Regions from separate parts of the Homo sapiens genome. Here region 2 is linked to region 1. Evidence: chromatin contacts called from ENCODE Hi-C or POLR2A ChIA-PET data. All regions are on one chromosome and are shown on one strand. The core of a region is the stretch at or near the end of the contact, and the rest is flanking DNA. Distances in the headings are between cores, read along the strand shown. Region 1 has its middle 50 kb from the start of SNORD154. Region 2 holds the start of LPIN3 (lipin 3).

Region 1 (5,093 bases), core at 1,924-4,423:
GCCTCCAGCCAGGGACAGCTGTGCAGTACCAGATTTTAGGGCCTAGGATAGGGATGGGCTGGGGTGGCAATTTCAAGCCTTGGGAACCTGAAAGTTTTGATATTTCAGAGTTGGGAGCGTGACTGGATTCATGCCTTCATTTATTATTTATAGAACAAATACTTCTGTAGCACTTACCATGTACTGGCCACTCTTCCAAGTGCATTGCAAATATTAGTTTCTTTAATCCTCACAGCAATGCCACAGTTAGTCATCTTGTGATTGTTCCCATTTGATGGATGAGGAAACTGAGGCTCAGAGAGGTTAATTAAATTGCTCGAGGTCACACAGCCAATAAATAGCAGGGCAATTTTACTCCAGGGTTCCTCTTCTTGTTTTCTTTTCCTCTTGTGGTTTCCTTCCTTGATGTTTAGGGAAGGCTTATAAGAATTCCTAAGTATGTCAGAGGAGCTGAATGAAGGGAACTGGCAATCCCTAGGCTGTGGTGACAAAGGAGACGGGTAACAGAGCTTGGAAACCTGCTTGATGGTGGGAGCAGGAATCCAAGTGAAATCCTTAAGGAGGAGGAGAGACTTAGGGGACAGAGTTAGGGTTGGGTGGTCTAGGAGCCACTCCTCACCCAGAGGCTCTGCGCCCAGACCCCAACCACAAAGTTCGGGTTTTGTTTTAGCAGAAAAGGCCATATTCCCTGATCTGTGTGATAACTGTTTGTTCCAAACCTCCAGCAGACATGCTGGACCCCTGAGTGAGGACAAAGGATGGTAAGCCATCTCTGTCTCCATTGCTTCTGATTTCTTTGTAGATTTAAAACCAGATGAATCAGGACACCAGCTCTGTGCCTTGAACATTTACAGATGAGAAAACTGAGGCTCAGCAAGGAAATGCCATTTACCCAAAGTCAGGTGGCCAATGTATGGGAGGGTCAAGCTTCAAACTCAGTTCTGTCTGATTCTCAAATCCTTGCTCTATTCATTGCACCCAACTTCCTGCTTCATCAGGACAGAAACAAGCCACTCACACAACCGCTGGGGACGGACCCAAAGACATCATCTGTGAGGGCCTCACTAACCTGCTGTGGGAACTGTCTGTCTGCTGCCCCTACTCTGCTGAATTATCTTTAAATCCACCCCAGGGCTTGGTAGGTCAGTTAAAAACAGACAGGGCCATGCTGGAATCTTAAAACCATGGCTGGAAAAAAGTCCTTTCCTTGAGCTTGGGAGTTTCTGCTTAAATCCTTCCTGGGTGACTCAGCCCCTTCTTGAGTAGCCTAGGCTGGCTTCACCTCCCATACCCCACTCTGGGGAGCACTGTTGAGGTCAGATTTGGCTAAAAGGGAACAGGGGGCTCTTTTCAGGAAGCGGCAGGAAAGCATTTGGGTTTGGTCTTTCCTACTACCTAAAGATGGTAATCCCACCTGTTTCCTGTAACTAGCAGGCCAGCCTCAAGTCGGGAGCTCTGCTTGGAGTTTACCTCTGTGATAGTTGGCAGGGACTGGGCCAGGGTCAATGGCTTAGGGCAAGGCTGCCTCTCAGGGCAGGTAAAGTGCCAAACCTCTGTCATTAAATGCAGGGTCTCTCCAATTTCCTTCTCCATCCTACAAAGGCACATTACAAAGGTAAAGTGCCAAACCTCTAGACTCTGAAGTCTAGCTTGGGAGGGTTAAGGGACAAAAAAGTTCCCCTTTATCTTCAGATCAGTGGTTCTCAAACTTTAATGGCATCAGAGTCACCTGGAAAGCTTATTAAAACAGAGACTGTGGCTGGGCGCAGTGGCTCACGCCTGTAATCCCAACATTTCGGGAGGCTGAGGCAGGCGGATCACCTGAGGTCAGGAGTTTGAGACCAGCCTGGCCAACATGGTGAAACCCTGTTTCTACTAAAAATACAAAAATTGGTGGGGTGTGGTGGTGGGTGCCTGTAATCCCAGCTACTCAGGAGGCTGTGGCAGGAGAATCGCTTTAACCCAGGTGGCGAGGGTTGCAGTGAGCCAAGATCGTGCCACTGCACTCACTCCAGCCTGGGCGACAGAGTGAGACTCTGTCTCAAACAAAACAACAAAACAAAACAAAACAAAACAAAACAAAAACAAACAGAAAACCAGAGATTGCAAGGCCCCAGCTTCGGAGATTCTCATTCAGTAAATCTGGATGGGGCCTGAGAACTTGCATTCTAATAGGCTCCTAGGTGATGCTGATGCGGCTGGCCTGGGGACCAGACTTTGAGGATGATCACTTTGGACATTTTTCTGTTGACTCCTCCCTTGTGGGGTGTGCCCCAGCAGGCACTAGGCTGTATTCCTACTCCACCACATGCTCCAGCTTGCTGCCGGTGGCGTGTAGGGTGACAGCCAGGGCCAGGGAGGATCAGGTAGGAGCATCAAGCTGACGAGGAATTTGTAGAAAGAAACCGGGGACAAGCTACAGATGATTATGGGAGGCAGCCATGATGCTCACCACCAAGCAGTGAGCAAATCGGAGACAAAGACCCCACTGAGGGCTCTAGAAAACTCTTTGGATGCAAAGCTGGAAGGCTGTGGGGAGCAGTGGAATGAGTACATACTTTGAAGTTTCTGCCACTTTCTAGCTGTGTGCATGTGTGATTTTGAGTAAATTACTTCTCTCTCTGCCTCAGTTTCTTCATCATTCAAGTGGGGTGAATACTACTTTCTATGACTGTTGTCAGGAAGTAATTGAGATTACAAATGAGAGTGCTCTTGGTACAATGCCTGTCATTAAATGCAGGGTCTCTCCAATTTCCTTCTCCATCCTACAAAGGTCATTATACTGGCTTAGCATGACTCCCGTCTCTCTATCTGCTTCCACTTGTCCTCTCCAGCCACTGGACCATCAGCCTACATTATCATAAAAAAGAGCGAGATTTTAATTTGTAGAATGTTTCTTTCTTTCTTTTTCCTTTTTTTTTTTTTTTAAAGAAAAGCCTAATTAGGAAGGCCGTTAAATGCCTGCAATTCCAATATAATTCTATTAAATTCTCCCTGTAAAGTTAATGTTACAGACTTTTTAACAGATGTTTTAATTAGGCATTGTTATTAAAGAGAATACTGTAGAAATTAAAACCAGACCCTAAATGGGGGAAGAAAGGCAGTTTTCTTGTGCTGGGTAAATGGTGGCAGCCGCCCAGCAAAGAGCTGTTGGCAGCGGGTCATGAAAAACATGCACAAAAGGAGAGGGAACGCTTGGCGCAATCCGCATTGCTCAGCAAGAGGGAAAAATGCCTGTGCCTGGTCCGCTCGGCCAGCACAACCTCGAGCCCAGCCAGCTTGGGAAACAGGGAGAGAAGCTAGGAAGGGTAGAGACCCCCTGGCTCAGCTTGACAGGTTTTGGGGTCTGTTCCTATTGTGGTCATTCCATTTAGGTCCATGTCCTCTGACCCTCCTGGCAGCCCACGAGGCAGAGATTACTCTTACCCATTTTACGGATGAGAAAACTGAGGCTCAGAGATATCTGATCATCTTCCCAGGTAGACACAGGAATAGACAGAGCTAGAGCTCCAATTCAGATGTCTGGTCCAGAGTCTGCCCTTTTTGTGGCACCATAGTGGGTAGTCCAGCCAGCCCCCACTGTGGGCTAAAAGACCTGATTGTTTTTTGAGAATCAGCTGACAGCCACCATCTAGAATTCTTGAAACCAATGGTGGTTTCTGCATTCGTTGCCACTGGCTGTGCCCTTCTACCTGGAAAGCAACCTCACCTTTGATGCCAGCCAAGTGAGGGGTCGCCCAATGTGTGGCTGGCTCAGGTAAGCCATCCTGCCACTGGGGATGGGAGTCATTGATTGTCATGGAGACTCCAAGCGAGACATCCAACTCCTTCTGAGATGGGCCACCCAACTCCAGATGGCTCCTGTAAGGAGACAGGAGGAAGAGGTGAGGTTGGAGAGACCTGGGTTCGAATCCTGTCTTCTTTGATAGCAACAATGAAGCCACTGGCTGATGTCGTGGGCCTCCACTCCTGAGTCTGCATTTTGCTGTCTCCTTCTCTCGGGCATTGAGCCAAGGGCCTGGGTGAGGGTGAGCGCTCCCAGGAGGCACCGAGGCTACTGAGACACCCTCTGGTGCCTCTGGTGACATGCTCAGATTTGCCTTTTCCAGGGGCTAATTTTCCTGTCCATTCTCCAAGGCTGTCAGCCTGGGATTATTCAAATGATGTTTATTTCTGTCCTGTGACCCAGATAGATCTGCCACGAGTACTTTTGTGAGAGCTTGGAAGGAAGAAATGACTGAAAGCGGGACCACTGTGTGGGTCTTATCCCTGGGACCCCTCCCAGGAAGCTCTGCAGACTCCTGCTTGTGTCCACTGGAGCTGCCACCCATTTCCCTCCCCTCTTGCTGCCTCTGTTGTCACCATGCAAGCCATCCTTCTGGGCCATGGGGAGGCCAGGGGTGCCTCTTGCTCAGGATGGTCTTTCTTGGGGCTGTTACTATGAGATCCCCGAGGTCCAGGCAATGTACTGCCTGACACTCAGTAGGTGCCCCATAGTTGCTAGATGTTGAGGGATTACTTCATCCCCCAGTCTGGGCCTCCTGAGCCTTTTGTTTCAAGGACATGGAATGGGTTTTCTCAGCCACCCCTCTTTATAGGCAGGAAGGTGCTATGAAAAGCCTGCTCCTGAATTCCAGTCTCGCCTCTCACTAGCTGAGTGAGCTTGAGCAAGTGGCTCAGCCTCTCAGAACCTGAATTTTCTCATCACTAAAGTGGGGAAGGTAATAGTGTCCAGGCCCTGGCATACTGATGAAGATGAAATGGGGCAATGTTCTTGAAAGCATCCAGTGCATAGAGGCTGGCTATAATAGGGGGTGTGCAGTGCAGTTATTGTATGTGTGTACATGTGTGTGCATACACACGTGCACACAAAATACGTATGAAATGCACATCATGGCCCCCAAAATTGGTCACATAAGTTACCTCTAGAGAATGGGTCTGAGGGTTGCTTCTTTTCTCTCCAGTTTAAATGTTTTTTAAACCGTAGCCCTGTATTATTTTTTAATTAAAAGAAAAAAGCAGCAAAATAACCAATGCAGAAACTGCTGGTGGTTTTGAGAACTCTGGTGAATGGGAATCAGCTAATTCTCAGA
Region 2 (5,093 bases), core at 1,324-3,823, 580 kb before region 1:
CAGGTCTGGGGAGACAGAGTGGTGACAGACACTTGGTGGGCAGACCTCTAAACCACTGTGCCCAGGAAAAGCAGAGAGGACTCCAGAGGCTTCCAGGAATTAAGGAGCAAGCATGGGGAGGGGCAGAGCCGGGGTTGGGGCAAAGGTCCATCCAGCTGGAGGCCCAAGCCTGAGCTTTCTGCCCTATTAAGCCCTAGTGCAGTTTCTCAGCTTCAGCATTACTGTCCTTTGGGGCCAGATAATTCTTTGCTGGGGGGTGGGTGGGTGCACTGTAGGATATTCAGCAGCATCCCTGGTCTCTGCCCATTAGATGCCAGTAGCACTTCATCCCCCGCAGCTCCAGGTTGTGACAGCCAAATTGTCTTCAGACATTTTTAAATGTCTCCTGGGGGACAAAATTGCCCCCAGCTGAGAACCACGATCTAGTAGAAAGGGCCGAATAGCAGAGATGGCACCCGGGGTCCTACTCGGATCCAGCCCTGGAGTATTCTCAGGCAAGTAACTGGCTGGCCTCAGTTTCCCCTTCTGTGAACCAAGGCCTCAGTTTTTTAGACCCATCTCCCTCAGATCTAATGTCACGGGAGTCCAGAATTCTCTCCTCTCTCTGTTCCCCCCACTTCACCAATGGATGTCCCCCACATCTGCCTGCTCGGCATTTTGGGGGCCTTCTGTGAGCCCCCCACATCTGCCTGCTCAGCATTTTGGGGGCTTCCAGTGAGCCCCCCCACATCTGCCTGCTCAGCATTTTGGGGGCCTTCTGTGAGCCCGCCTCTGTCTTCACCTATCCCTTAGGCACCCCCTTTTCCCAGGACCCAGCTCTACCTCCTTGTTCTTTTCCAGACAGAGGAGAGCTCTGCTTGGCTCCCCTCTATCACCCTCCACCCACAAACTAACATGTCTAAAATCAGCCACTTCACTCCTCACACCTTCCCAGGAAGCCGAATACCCCTTAGGACTAGTCACTACCCCTCTCTCCCTCCCTAGCCCTCTGAATCTTCTCCCCCAATTTCCTGCTCATCCAGCCCCTCCTTTCTCCAGCTGTCCTAGGTTAAGACTTTATAACCAGATGCCCAGATCACGGGTGGCCACAGGACATTAGGAGAAAAGGCACCAGATTATCTGGGTGCTGATCCCCACTCCGCCATTTGCTAGCTGTGACCATGGGCAAGTGACTTCATCTCTCTGACCCTCAGTCTCAGCCTCCAAAATGGGAATAACATCAGGCACGTGTGAGTAACTAATGACTTTGTGTAAAGCCCTGGAATGCAATAAAAACCTGTATGTACACCTATCAGCAGCAGCATCATGACAGCCCCACTCATGCAGGCTGGTCCTGTGGGCACTGCAGGTCATACTCTGATGAACTGCCCCTGCCAGCAGTTGAGAGTTTGGACTTCTTTTATTTATTTATTTTTTTGAGATGGAGTCTTGCCCTGTCACCCAGACTGGAGTGCGGTGGCATGATTTTGGCTCACTGCAAGCTCCGCCTGCTGGGTTCAAGCAATTCTCCTGCCTCAGCCTCCCGAGTAGCTGGGACTACAGGCGTGTGCCACCACACCCGGCTAATTTTTTGTATTTTTAGTGGAGACGGGGTTTCACCGTGTTAGGATGGTCTCGATCTCCTGACCTCATGATCCACCCGCCTCAGTCTCCAAAGTGCTGGGATTACAGGCGTGAGCCACCGCGCCCAGCGGAGTTTGGACTTCTTAACTTGGCACTCAAGGCCATGCACAATGGTGGCACCACTATTTGCAAAACGAGCATGTGCACTCCACGTAGGCCTCACACCCCACCTTGGGGATGTTCACAGGCCTTCCAGGCTAGACTACAACTCTAGCACAGGGAAGCCAGAGCAAGCTGCCCTAGGACTAGGCTCTCAGCCCTCGGGGCTCCCAGGTTTGGGTGGATGAAGGGTGTGGCTCTCCACCGAGGACCAGAGGGAGCAGGAGAGTAAGCACTCCTAGTGCCCCAGTAGAGAGAAAGCGCCACCCCAGCCCCCAGCAGCTACAGCATCTGATCTGCCCAGTCTCAGGGCAAGCAGGGCAAGGGCCAGTCACTGTTTTGCAACTGAGGACACTGGGTACCAGAGAAAGTGGCTGTCCTCCTCAAGGTCACACAGTCAGGCTGGGGTAAAGCTGGGCCAGCCTCCCCTGGGAGGTTTCGACGTCTCCTCTCCAGACTCTACGTTCTGGGTGTCCAGGGGGCCTGCAGCCGCTGGGCCAGGGAAAAAGGGACAAAATGAGGCCAGTCCCTCCACCCCTGCGTCCCCATCTTACAGCTAGGGGTGGACCCAGGCCCGCGGACAGGAAGGAAGGAATGTAGGATGGCAGGACAGATGGGCAGGGCGGGAGGGGAGAGGGTCATCTCTTCTCCCCCCGAGTTGGGCCCTACCTGGGGAGCTGCCCACTGGAGCTCCTGGACTCAGAGCCGCCGCCTCTACCTACGTGCACAGGCTCCACAGGTGAGTGTCTTCGGCCCTCAGTCACTTGGCGCTTCCGGGTCCTCTAAGACAGGGTGAGAGCACGGCTCCACTCCTTCTACGATCCTAGTGCGGCCTCCACAGGCCCCAATCTGCCCAGGCTCCACTCCCTGGAAAGACCCCGCCCCTGCTCCGATCCCCGCCCAGGGCGCCCTTTGGCCTCGGAGGCGGGGGCGGGGCCAGACTTCATGCCCCGCCCACCAGACCCCGCCCCAAGTCCCTGTGCCACCGCCTGCCCCACCTCCAGAAAAGTGTGGATTTCGGAACGGGGCGGACCTAGCTCCTCCCAGATTTGCTTCCAGCTTGCTGTGTGATCTTGGGTGAATTCCTTCCTCAATTTGATCCCATTTCCTGTTTTGTCAAGGGGGAAAGCCGCCTTGCAGGATTTTAGAGATGACATGAAATGACTTTGCGCGGCTCCTGGCGCTCAAACGTCCCCTCCTGGGGGCAGCTTTTCCTGAACCCACCCGTATCTCCCAGACTGGACAGGCCCCTCGCGTCATCTGTTCGCATAGCCCACAGTTGTAATTTCATATTTGCTTGAATGACTACTTGATTAATGTATATCTCTTCATTTAAATTTGAACTCTGAGAGCAGGTCACGTACATCCTTACACTCCAGCGCTTATCAGTACCTCGCCTGACAAACAGCAGGCGCTCCATAAATGCCCGCACCTTCATTCCATCCCTGGGACGTTCTGGTCGAGCGGCAGCGGGCTCAATACTGACACTGGCCAGCAGGGGGCAGGCGGTGATCAGCCTTCTGGCCCAGCCGCGCTCCCTCCCTGTCTGCAGGCACTGCGGGAGGGGACAGGTGAGCCCAGGTGCGCCGAGGCACGCGGAAGGTGCATTTACTCTCGTGCCTTGGGCAAGGCCCGGGCCGGGAACGGCTTTTTCCTCTTGGATCTGTGGCTCGCGGCTTTCCTGGACCAAAGACCTTTCCGACGCCCTATGGCCCCTGCAAAGAAGCTGCCCTGAGAAGGGCCTGGAGATGAAGTAATTTGTTCTAAAAGAGAGAGGGCACCGAGGAAAGGCTTGGCGGAGCAGCAACGGCGACGAGCCAGGCTTAGAAACGACTGGGCGGTGAGGAGGAGAGGTAGCTGCCATTATTCTGACTCAGGGTGACAGAACCTGTTTGGAAGTGACTGGCCTCAGTTGTCCTCATTTTGGCAGAAGTCATTTAGTATCAGTCCTGATCCCAGGTAGTGTCTGGCTGCTATCTCAGAAGAGCCCTGTTGGGAGCAGAGCTATGTCAAGGTGGCCAGGAGGGCAGCGTCATACATACCATTTTCTGTAACATCAGGAAATCCCTGAAGGGAGCCCGAGAAGGAAGGAAGGAGAGGTCACAGGTTGGGGCTACAGATGCCGAAATCAATTTACCTCTTTGAGCCTCAATTTCATCGGCAAAGGTGGTGATAAAAGCTACCTTGCAGGATTCTATTGTGAGGATTTACAGGATGAATTAAATAAGTGGTTCTCAACCTTGACTGTGTGTTAGAATCACTGTGCCCTAGACGAATACTGATGCCCCGGATACTGGGAGTTTAAAAACCTCTCCAGTTGGTTGTAATGTACAAACAAGGCTGAGAACTGCTGATCCAAATTAAATGCAGAGCACAGCGCCAGGGCACACACTAGGCATTCAGGAATGTTTATCACATATTTATTTTTATTTAAAAAATTTTTGTGTCACACATTTTTAAAGATGGAGCACAAATTGTTTTCATTGTTCATTGTTAGAGGAAAAAAAGTTGATATAAAGGTTGTTGCAGAAATTGCATTTGCGGCTGGGGTGAGGTGGCTTACGCCTGCAATCCCAGCACTTTGGGAGGCAGAGGTGGGCGGATCGTCTGAGGTCAGGAGTTGGAGACCAGCCTGGCCAACACGGTGAAACCCCATCTCTGTTTTTTTGTTTTTGTTTTTGTTTTGAGATGAAGTCTCGCTCTGTCACTCAGGCTGGAGTGCAGTGGCACCATCTCTGCTCACTGCAAGCTCCACTTTCCGGGTTCACGCCATTCTCCTGCCTCAGCCTCCTGAGTAGCTGGGACTACAGGGGCCCATCCCCATGCCCAGCTAATTTTTTGTATTTTTAGTAGAGACAGGGTTTCACTGTGTTAGCCAGGATGGTCTCGATCTCCTGACCTCGTGATCCACCCACCTCAGCCTCCCAAAGTGTTGGGATTACAGGCGTTAGCCACTGCGCTCGGTCCCCCGTCTCTATTAAAAATACAAAAAAAAAAAAAATTAGCCAGGCATGGTGGTGCACAGCTGTAGTCTCAGCTACTCAGGAGGCTGAGGCAGGAGAATCACTTGAACCGAGGAGGTGGAGGTTGCAGTGAGCTGAGATGGCGCCTCTGTACTCCACCCTGGGTGACAGAGCAAGACATTGTCTCAAAAAAAAAAAAAAAGAAAAAGAAAAATTGCATTTCTGACAGGCTCGTTTCTGGAACTCTCAATCATCTGGGATTTGGTGATGAGGGTAGGAGAAGAAAGGCAGATAGAACAGCCTCTGCTAGTATGACTTGTTCTAACACTGAATGGAACTGAATAAGGCAGAGACTGTCCCACTCTAGCTTGTGGTTGACATCACCATCTCCAGGGCTTTCTCTGAGGG

Evidence for each region. Hi-C counts contacts between places; a loop is a spot of excess contacts on that map. ChIA-PET counts read pairs that join two places held with the same protein, here RNA polymerase II (POLR2A). Pooled maps may share reads with other maps.
Region 2: a pooled map shows a loop between it and region 1 (2.2-fold over the local background). The contact joins the promoter of LPIN3 here to the enhancer-like site in region 1. A Hi-C loop is called at or near these places in 3 of 50 pooled maps. POLR2A ChIA-PET finds 5 or more read pairs at or near these places in 3 of 52 experiments (BJ, Caco-2 and endothelial cell of umbilical vein).

The regions. Positions count from the first base shown.
Region 1 is chr20:40,762,196-40,767,288 of GRCh38, reverse strand. No RefSeq gene overlaps it. Among named protein-coding and RNA genes, the nearest start is that of SNORD154, 50 kb to the right of the region's middle. RefSeq lists an enhancer at 4,045-4,545. Within about 2 kb of position 3,173, at least 3 of the 41 ENCODE cell types and tissues checked have a DNase peak (open chromatin) inside an H3K27ac peak, as active enhancers do.
Region 2 is chr20:41,338,301-41,343,393 of GRCh38, reverse strand. It overlaps LPIN3 (lipin 3), which reads right to left and starts at 2,573. Exons shown (of 20, transcript NM_022896.3): 1 at 2,392-2,573. RefSeq lists a silencer at 2,592-2,751 and an enhancer at 2,912-2,961.